2 separate regions of the Homo sapiens genome follow, and region 1 is linked to region 2. The links are chromatin contacts, found by Hi-C or POLR2A ChIA-PET in ENCODE. All regions are on one chromosome and are shown on one strand. Each heading gives the region's core, a stretch centred on a gene start or an enhancer-like site at or near the end of the contact. The rest is flanking DNA. Distances are from core to core; before and after follow the strand shown. Region 1 overlaps GGA3 (golgi associated, gamma adaptin ear containing, ARF binding protein 3). Region 2 overlaps SAP30BP (SAP30 binding protein).

Region 1 (5,223 bases), core at 2,207-4,706, 440 kb before region 2:
AGGATTGGTGGCTTTATCTTGCAACACAACAAAGAAGAGGACAAGTGTTAGGAAGAGCAATGAGGATGCAATGGAAGGTTTTCTTCGCAAGTTTTAAGCACTAAGAGTTTGCTTTCAACTTTACTCTCTAATAGAGAAGCCTCAGTAGAACAGTCAGTAGCAAGGAGACAGAAAAAAAAAAAATTCAGTCGGAGAGCAAATACAAATACTGCTTTCTGTCCAGTATTTTGAAAGTCACAAATAAAAGAGAAAACAAATTCTGTCTCATGAAGCTTAGAGTGGAATCAAGGTCAAAAGGACAAACACAAATAATTAAAATATTCCCAAAAAAATGCCTACATGAAACATGTAAAGATAATAAAGGGAACTCCAGCTATATAAAAATGAGCTCAGTGTTAAGCAAGTGGAGATGGTCAAGAAGGGTTTTTGGGGAAACTGAAATCAGACTGAACTAGATAAAAAAATACATATTTGTAACCACAAATTTTTTTTTTTTTTTTGACATGGAGTCTCGCTCTTGTTGCCCAGGCTGTAGTACAGTGGCACGATCTCGGCTCATTGCAGCCTCTGCCTCCCGGGTTCAAGTGATTCTCCTGCCTCAGCCTCCCAAGTAGCTGGGACTACAGGTGCATACCACCATGCCCAACTAATTTTGTATTTTTGGTAGAGACGGGGTTTCTCCATGTTGGTCAGGCTGGTCTCAAACTCCCGACCTCAGGTGATCGGCCCGCCTTGGCCTCCCAAAGTGCTGGGATTACAGGCGTGAGTCACCGCGCCCAGCGAATATTTTCCACATACCTGTCAAAAGGTTTTTCCAGACCTAGCCTTCCATAATGCTTTAAGTGTTTTTGAAATTGCACATAATGCTCATCATTGTCAAGCCAACAACATTTACTTAGCCCCTACTAAGCCCTGGTCACCGTGCAACTTGCCTGGGATTGCAGCTTGAGTATCTAGCACCCCCAGGCTCTAATGGCCTTCCATGGTCAAGCACAAACACAAGTACTAGAGTTCTCAGAGGGCCCCTGGGATTTAAAATCCAGGCACCAAATGCAAAGTTCTGATATTTGGCATGGGCTCTCCTCAGTTACCTTCCCAAACCTGTGATTACACTGAAGAGCCCAGCTGAGGGTGGTTACATGGGTTCCCATCTCTGATTCAGGTCCAGAGCCTCCCTCTTCAGAAAGCACTCTCCAGCTGTTTGCTAAATTTAGGGCTTTGGGTTCTGAAGACAAATGGAAGGCTGAAGACGCACACCCCTTAAAACACTCCTGCTCCCTCCCCAGATCTCTATGAGGGCCCAAAGCAGGGTGTCAGAGCCCCTCCCGACAAGGCCCTCTCTGTCATTACTTTCTGAATTCTGATTTCTCATAATTGTATTTTGTTAACTTTAAAAATCACCAGCTACGGGGCCGGGCGTGGTGGCTCACGCCTGTAATCCCAGCACTTTGGGAGGCCGAGGCGGGCGGATCACGAGGTCAGGAGATCGAGACCATCCTGGTTAACACGGTGAAACCCCCTCTCTACTAAAAATACAAAAAGTTAGCTGGGCAAGGTGGCGGGCGCCTGTAGTCCCAGCTACTCGGTAGGCTGAGGCAGGAGAATGGCGCGAACCCGGGGGGTGGAGTCTGCAGTGAGCTGAGATCGCACCACTGCATTCCAGCCTGGGCGACAGCGAGACTCCGTCTCAAAAAAAAAAAAAAAAAAAAAAAAAATCACCAGCTGGGCCGGGTGCAGTGGCTCACGCCTGTAATCCCAACACTTTGGGAGGCCGAGGCAGGCGGATCACCTGAGGTCAGGAGTTCAAGACCAGCCTGACCAACATGGAGAAACCCCATCACTACTAAAAATACAGAATTAGCTGGGCATGGTGGCACATGCCTGTAGTCCCAGCTACTCAGGAGGCTGAGGCAGGAAAATCGCTTGAACCTGGGAGGCAGAGGTTGCCTTGAGCCGAGATCGTGCCATTGCACTCCAGCCTGGGCAACAAGTGAAAACTCTGTCTAAAAAAAAAACAAAAACAAAAACAAAAAAAACAAAACAAAAAAAAAAAAACTCACCAGCTGGATGAACACATCATAACAGAGACTCCAGCTCCTTCACTGGCAACAGGGCTGCAGGGATCTGAGTAGCGACAGCTGCCAGGCAGAGGGAAGGCCCGTGGCACCCAGTGTATCACCCTGCTTCCCAGGTCGGGGCTCGGCCTCCCCGGCAGTGTTTCTGTTGTGGCTGCAAGGGGAAGATTCTGATGGTTTAGGTTCATATTTATTTATTTATTTATTTTGAGATTGAGTCTCGCTGTGTCACCCAGGCTGGAGTGCAGTGGCGCGATCTAGGCTCACTGCAACCTCCACCTCCCAGGTTCGAGCTATTCTCCTGCCTCAGCCTCCCGAGTAGCTGGGATTATAGGCATGCGCCACTATGCCTGGCTACTTTTTGTATTTTTAGTAGAGATGGGGTTTCGCCATGGTGGCCAGGCCTCCTGACCTCAGGTAAGGAGGTCAAGACCAGCCCTGGCCTCCCAAAGTGCTGGGATTACAGGCGGGAGCCACCGCACCCCGCCTAGGTTCCTCTTTAGAAGAAAAAGAAGGTGTCTGTCTTCAATCTTGAAAGAGAATTAACAGGTCCTTCAAAATCTGGAGCTTGAAAGGAGGGGAGTTAAATGTAATCAAGGGTAGCCATTTGGAAAGAAATGTCTGGCAATCCTGCATTACTGTATGGTAGCCTACCAGCTATCACATTCCAAATGCCAAGTCTCTCCCACCAATTGTCTGAAATTTCCTCAGGCATTAGCGTAGCTCTGTTACTAATTCCTATCAGGTGCTTAAAGTTCTCACATAACACCAAAAGTCTACAGGGTACAAAAATTGAATGGTCTGAGAAGCAATCCCCATCCCCCAGGGCTATTATTTTGGGAACAGTCATACACCTTGTGACAGAAGAAAAACTGGCCCACTCACTTTCACTTTTTGCACGGGGAAAAGCATCTTCTGAGTACAGAGTAAAATGTGGATCCCCCCAACCCCCGAAGCAACTGGTATTCACCATACGTTATCTTCTTCCCAAGTCTATTAGACTTCCAACAGCATTTCTACTTCCAAGAACACTCCTGCCCACTTTTCACTTGTATTAATTTCTCTAGAATCTCACTTTCTTCCACCTTGATAGACCTTTTTATGGCAAATCCACAGGGAGCTCTTTGCCTACTCACGGGCACAAAAAGCCCTAGTTTCTGCAATGGTCAGTTCCATGTCTATCTCCTCCAGCTCTCTGGGCAGCTCAGAAAGCAGAGCTCACCCGCCCACAGGAACGGGAAGGAACCTCTGGGGATAATTCTGGGTGACTTGATCTTTCCATCTGCCTACTGCCTCCCCAGCAGATGCACACAGCCTCCCACCCACTCAACATTTCCTTCACCTGGCATAGAGGTGACACCCGAGCTTCCCCTATAGACCTTGCCTTCCCGAACCGCCCCTCCGGGCTCTGCTCTGACTCATGGTTTCTGTCTATTTTCGAGTCTCTGTTGAAAGCCTCATCTGTTTCTGTGTCTCTGGATTTCCTGCTTTCATTTTTCAGCTTCACTCCATCGCTAGCCTACTCTCGTGGGACTTAAAACGTCATGTGGGGATGGAAACAGCAGCATTGGGTACCCCATTCCAGCACGGCTCAAACATTCCAGAGAAAACAAGATCTACATAGCAGGCTGGATGCGGTGGCTCACGCCCGTAATCTCAGCACTTTGGGAGGCCAAGGCAGGTGGATCATTTGAGGTCAGGAGTTCAAGACCAGCCTGTTCAACATGGTGAAATCCTGTCTCTACTAAAAATACTAAAATTAGCTAGGCACGGTAGCACACACCTGTAATCTCAGCTACTTGAAGGCTGAGGCTGGAGAACTGCTTGAACCCAGGAGGCAGAGGTTGCAGTGAGCCATGATTGTACCACTGCACTCCAGCCTGGGCAACAGAGTGAGACTCCATCTCCAAAAAAAAAAAAAAAAAAAATTATATACATATGGTCTGGGCACGGTGGCTCACGCCTGTAATCCCAGCACTTTGGGAGGCCGAGGCAGGCGGATCACCTGCGTGAGGTTAGGAGTTCGAGACCAGCCTGACCAACATGGTGAAACCCCATCTCTACTAAAAACACAAAATTAGCTGGGCATGGTTCCGCGCACCTGTGATCCCAGCTACTCAGGAGGCTAAGGCAGGAGAACCACTTGAACCCAGGAGGCAGAGGCTGCAGTGAGCTGAGATCAGGCCATTGCACTCCAGCCTGGGCCACAGAGTGAGGCTCCATCTCCAAAAAGAAAAATCTACGTAACAAATGACTTACAAACAAGCAGAAGCAAGAACATGGGCTGGAAAGGGAATAAAGGTCAACCTTCACTAGGGTCCTGAATGGAAACACAAACTTAGTCAATCACCAAGTCTTTGTTAAGCACCCGCAGACAATGAAGTAAACAGCATGTCAGCATGCCAGACCCTGGAGGGACTACAGAAAAAGTTCCAGACACAGATTTTACCCTCAAGGAGGCTGTGCTCTCCTGGTTCAATACATGAAAAAAAAAAAAAATCAGTTCAAAAAACAAGACAGTAGATAATTGGGCTAATTTGGTACAGAAATGAGTGTAAAAACAAATGTATGGCCCAGGCACGGTGGCTCACACCCGCAATCCCAGCATTTTGAGAGGCTGAGGTGGGTGGATCGCGAGGTCAGGAGTTCAAGACCAGCCTGGCTAAGATAGTGAAACCCTGTCTCTACTAAAACTACAAAAATTAGCCAGGCGAAGTGGCAGGCGCCTGTAATCCCAGCTACTTGGGAGGCTGAGGCAGGAGAATCGCTTTAACCCAGGCGGCAGAGGTTGCAATGAGCTGAGATTGTGCCACTGCACTCTAGCCTGGGCGACTAGAGTGAGACTCCTTCTCAAAAAAAAAAAAAAAAAAAAAAGCATCACTTCTTTTTCCTGACTTCCCCATTTCTTTTTCTTCTTCCTTTTTTTTTCTTTTTTGAGACAGGGTCTCACTCTGTCACTCAGGCAAGAGTGCAGTGGTGCGATCATGGCTTCACTGTAGCCTCAACTTCCCAGGCTCAGATGATTCTTCTACCTCAGCCTAGCTGGGACCACAGACACTCACATCACACCTAGCTAATTTTTTGTACTTTTGGTAGAGACAGAATTTTGCCATGTTGCTCAGGCTGGTCTTGAACTCCTAGGCTCAAG
Region 2 (5,126 bases), core at 38-2,537:
GAGCACAGTTTCATGGGACTGTTGTGAAAAATGAGATTCTTAATTGAAGAGCTTAGCATAATACCTAAACTTATTCCCCTAGATTGAGTTTTCATATTTTATCCTCAATGCTTGGCCCATTGCTTGGTGTATAAATCATGCTCAATAAATTATCTGTGGAAAAAATAAATGAATTAACTATACAGTAATTATTTTTGTCTTAGGATTTAGGAGCATTAGGCCCAGTGTTCGGAAAGAGGATGCAGGGCCAGATGTGGTGGCTCACACCTGTAATCCCAGCATTTTGGGAGGCTGTGGCAGGAGGATTGCTTGAGCCTACGAGTTCAAGAGCAGCCTGGGCAACATAGTGAGACCCCATCTCTACAAAAAATTTAAAAATTAGCCAGCCATGGTGGTGCATGCCTGTAATCCCAGCTACTTGGGAGGCTGAGGCAAGAGAATTGCTTGAGCCCAGGAGGTCAAGGCTGCAATGAGCTATGATTGCGCCAGTGTACTCCAGCCTGTGTGACAGAGTGAGACCCTGTCTCAGGAAAAAAAAAAAAAAAAAGATGATGCAGAAAGATGAACAAAGAATTGGGTTTGAAATTTTTTTGTAATTCAGCGTTGGTGTCCCCTCCCCACCTTCTCCTGCCCCTTGGCAGACTTTTATTGCAAGCCTAGCCCTTTTGTTAGCTGCTCTTCTGCTGCCTGTCCGTCTGACATTTCTAGTGAATCTACACATGAAACTCACTGTGGAGTTGACCAGGCTGGGAGTCTGAAGTTAAAACATAACAGCTGAAGGTAGGTGTGGAACCTAAACTTGACAGAAGACAAACTGACAGTGTTTGGGGTGTGTGTGTGTGTGTGTGTGTGTGTGTGTGTGTGTGTGAGAGAGACAGAGAGAGGTCAGTGCTTGAGCACCTTCTGTGGACCAGGCTGACTATTAGACTTGGTGATTTTTGTGAGTACACAGAGTAGAGTAGTTTGTCTTCATCGGCCAGGTGAGCATGAGGGTAGAGGAAGGCTTCCCTGGGCTGGGCTGAGGCCTACACGGGGCTTTCTAGGCAGGAGTGGGGAGAAGGTGATTTCAGGGAGCAGGCATTGCAAAGATCCTGGGTGCAGAAAGGGGAGGAAGAGGCTGAAATGGGCAGCAGGGAATCCTCAAGGCTCGTGGGCCACAGTGAGGATCTGTTTTTAAGGAGCTATTGTGCTCGTGAAGTGAGATCTCATCAGGCCATGGGCTGTCCCAGGTCTGAGAGAATAAAGGTTTGAAAGGAGTCATTTTACTAATCTGCCTCCCTAGCTGCCACGTACTTGTAAGATGCAAGATTACATTGCCCAACAGGAAACCCCCAGTCTGTAGCATTCTTGCCTGTGGCCTCGGGGCTGGCTGCCCTGTGCCCCTGTTCAGAGTGCTTTCTCTGTGCCCGCTACTCCCGAAGCTGGAAAGAAAACATGACGTTTAGATTTGGTGGGATCTAGATGCTGGCGGCTGCCTTTGTGGAACTCAAGTTTGACACTGGAGCTTTGTGGGGCCGGTTCCAGGAAGGATTGAGGAAGCATTGTTGGCTGTAAATAAACCTCCATTCTCTTACTCAGGACTTGGTACTTCTCTGCTGAGTAAATCCTCCCAGCTCAAATGGCAGCTTGTCCAGTTTCGTGGGTCTATATTGTTGTTACTTCCTTCCTGCGCTCCAGTCAGCTTCATCAATGGCTGGACTTTTGTATTCTCTGCAGGAGGAACCATATTCCAGGTTCTGTAATTCTTGAGAACCAGGCCCCTGCCACTGACCTACAGTTGCATCTTCCAAGTCTCAGTCACAGTTGGTTAAGAAACCAAATTGGCAGGTTGAGATCACTATTCTTCTCCAGGGACAGCGCCCAGTGTGCCGCAGCCGCCTCCTGCTCTGGTTGTTGGGCCTTTAGTCTCAGGTGGGGTCTGGGTGGATGAGGGGTGCAGGCAGAGGAGGAGACCTCGGCTCAGATTGGTGTCCTCCACCAGCTCAGCGTTTAAACCATACTTCCTCTTTCCTCCTTTCTGTTTTCTAACTTGGCTTTTGTTTTTGTCTTTTCGTTTTTCCTTGTATCTTTTTTTTTTTTTTTTGGAGACAATCTTGCTCTTTCAGGCTGGAGTGCAGTGGCGCAATCTCGGCTCACTGCAACCTCCACCTCTCAAGTAGCTGGGATTACAGGCATGCACCACCATGCCCGGCTAATTTTTGTATTTTTAGTGGAGAGGAGGTTTTACCATGTTGTCCAGGCTGGTCCCAAACTCCTGGCCTCAAGTGATCTGCGCACCTCAGCCTCCCAACTCCCCCAGCCTGTTTTTCCTTGTGTCTTGATTGGAATTGAATGAGGGGGCTGAAGAGGTGGGCCTAGTCTTTTCTCCCAGGAGCAGCCTTCCTTTCCTAGGTGAGGTGCTTTGTTTTCACCTTCCTTAGGAACTGGGTGAAAAGCCCTCAGCCTGTTCTGGCTGTGTGTTGTTGCTCATGTCTCTGGGCTGCGGGTTCCATGCCCTCTGGCTGATGTAGACAGATGCCTGGTGACTAGACATCCAGGATGAGCTCATTACTTTAACCAACTGAGAATTTCTACCTGAAGGCCAGTGGGTGGATTCATACGAGTCAAGACAGGTGTTTCCTGTGCATTTCAAAACGCTGCTGGCGGGGAAGAGATGAACAGTGCTTTCTTGTTGCTTTTTGCTTGTATCCTCACAGCCCTTCTTTCCGCTTCCTGCCTCTTTAAGGGCATAGTGAGAATCTCCCCCAGAGCAGGTGGTTTAACACCAGTGCCTTGAACGACTGGCAGTTTAATAATCGAGCCTTTCTTCCGTCTCCTTAATTCTGTCATTTAAAATATTTCAGTGGGCGAGAGGTGACTTCTATCAATTAAAAGATTTCAATGGGAGGGAGGTGAGGAATGAAAAATTACCTACCGGGTACAGTGTTCACTTTCTGGGTGATGGGTACACTGGGAGCCCAAACCTTACTTATCATTACACAATAATATATCCATGTAACAGACCTGCACATATACCACCAAATCTAAAATAAAATACTTTTTTTTAAATTATAAAATAAATCGTTCATCACATGTTTTTTCTGACACATGGCTGGCTTCCATGATAACTGTCATGGGTGCTTGGTCCATTTTTCATACTAAATACCTCCTATCTGAGACATGACTGGTAAGAGGGCATCTCTTTAGGCCTGTCCTCCCTGTGGTGGAGGTCGTTATAGAGGCATATCATTACTGTTTGAATAGAGGTCACTTTTATTGGATGAAACTTGATTCAGTGGATGGTTGTGTGTAAATGGTACTAAAAAGCAGCTCTGGGGTATTTCAGGGTCTCCCTGTGTCACCCAGGCTGGAGTGCAGTGGCATGATCATAGCTCACTGCAGCTTTGACCTCCCAGACTCAGGTGATCTCTCCTCAGCCTCCCAAGTAGCTAGGACTACAGGCTGGTCTCAAACTCCTGGACTCAAGCAGTCAGGCCCACCTCAGCCTCTCAAAGTGCTGGGATTACAGGCGTGAGCCACTGCGCCTGACCAAGCGAGCACTTTAGGATCCAGAGAACTTAGGTTGTTGTCTTTCTTCTTTAGGAGAAGCTCGGCACAGTGACAGAGGCACCCAGGGCTCAGCAAGCTCATGGCCCAGCTTGTTGGACTCAGAGGGCAGAAGAATCACATTCTAAACATGATAAGGTATAGCCAGCAGGAGGCAGATTCCCAGATTGATTCTCCAGAGCCTTGTAGGTCCCAAGGGTGCCTATGACACCAATGGGAATCTGAACCAACACAGACAGCACAGTCTTCTTAGGAGACCCTAGTGCAGCAGCGCTGGCCTCCTCCTGAGCGTGCACGCTTATATGGCTTCTGAGCTGGCCAGGCTACTTCATGCATTTGGTTTAATGGGTCCTCGTAAGGCAGGAGAATCTTCTTGAACTTGGAGTTGGGTCTGTGGTCCATTGGTCAGTACTTTGTTCAGAGGCACTGAGGGTGGGAAGGCTCATGGAGCTGGATTCTGCTGCTGGGAAGCTGGGTGGGCCTTGTTTGTGGGCCTCAGGTTCAGGACTGAATGAGAGTCCTCTTGTTGCGAGTTGAGGGTGTACTCTGGGCATGCCATGCCCTTTTTTTGTACTAAGAGGGTAGAAAAGCAAAGACCAGACTAGTTGGCAAATTGGAACCCAACTACCCAGTTTATTTATTTCTTAGGCGTAGAAGGAATAATTTAGGGGGAACTGAAGAGCCAACCTAAAGGAAAAAAATAAAATAAAGGGATAAAATACTTCCTGTGATTTTGCCCCATCATCTCTTTTCTTCCAGAGACGTGACTCAACAACCTCAGCTGAGCCTGGCAGCACACACACCCCACACTCCTTTCCATCTCCAGGTTCACAAAAGCCACAAGAAGCCACGGGGAGGCTCCTGGCCTCTTACTTTACCTAAGGAGGCCCTGAAGTGGCAAGTGTGTTTCCCCTTGAAGAGCCATTGCATGTTTGGTGACTAACTTCCTGTGGCTTTGGGGTAGACATGGTAGACTCCTTGTGTGGGGATTGGGCCTCTGCAGTTGAGTCCATGAGAAGGGGTGGGTGTGGTATGGTGCGGAGCCTTGGGGAAGGGTGAGTGGGGGCTGGAGGGAGAGTTAACGAATGGTCAGTCCCTGTATGATCAGCCAGCTGGCGGGTGAGGGAGGAGCTGATGTTTTCCTACAATCAGCACCCAGAAAGCTGTTCTCTAGAGGGAAAATGTGAGGGCATTTTACAGTCCCATGTATTGTTACTAACACTCTTGAACACTGGTTTCCTGAGAGTCACTGCTACAAAGGGATTGTTGGTCCCCTGAGAGACTGGCAGTCTCTATAGGGCTGCTGATTTATGACTGCGGCAGTCTCTATAGAGCCGCTGATTTATGACTGCAACCTGAAGTTGGTGTGGCAGTCCTCCAGGCGCGCCTCCCTGCCTGCTCCCAGCCTCCTCTTTGCCCACCTGATTGGCAGGGGGCAGTGGCTCGAAGAGATGGGTTGCTAAGCAGCCTGGCCTGGACGTGGTGCCCTGCCAGGTTGAATGAATAGCTGCAGTGTTCTGAGGAATGGGGAATTTGGCCTGTCCCAGCATCAGGAGGGACTTTCTGGAAAGGGGGCTAAG

Evidence for each region. A loop is a pair of places that touch in the nucleus more often than their neighbours do. ChIA-PET counts read pairs that join two places held with the same protein, here RNA polymerase II (POLR2A). Pooled maps may share reads with other maps.
Region 1: a pooled map shows a loop between it and region 2 (5-fold over the local background). The contact joins two enhancer-like sites. A Hi-C loop is called at or near these places in 2 of 50 pooled maps. POLR2A ChIA-PET finds 5 or more read pairs at or near these places in 5 of 52 experiments (A673, B cell, BJ and 2 more).

What each region holds. Positions count from the first base shown.
Region 1 is chr17:75,246,780-75,252,002 of GRCh38, forward strand. It overlaps GGA3 (golgi associated, gamma adaptin ear containing, ARF binding protein 3), which reads right to left. Exons shown (of 17, transcript NM_138619.4): 2 at 1-17. Among named protein-coding and RNA genes, the nearest start is that of GGA3, 12 kb to the right of the region's middle. RefSeq lists enhancers at 3,746-3,845, 3,856-3,965 and a silencer at 4,289-4,583. Within about 2 kb of position 3,457, at least 11 of the 41 ENCODE cell types and tissues checked have a DNase peak (open chromatin) inside an H3K27ac peak, as active enhancers do; they include B cell, where a contact is called at or near this core.
Region 2 is chr17:75,687,089-75,692,214 of GRCh38, forward strand. All of the region lies in intron 3 of SAP30BP (SAP30 binding protein), which reads left to right. Among named protein-coding and RNA genes, the nearest start is that of SAP30BP-AS1, 4.9 kb to the left of the region's middle. RefSeq lists enhancers at 1,047-1,548, 1,549-2,048. Within about 2 kb of position 1,288, at least 14 of the 41 ENCODE cell types and tissues checked have a DNase peak (open chromatin) inside an H3K27ac peak, as active enhancers do; they include B cell, where a contact is called at or near this core.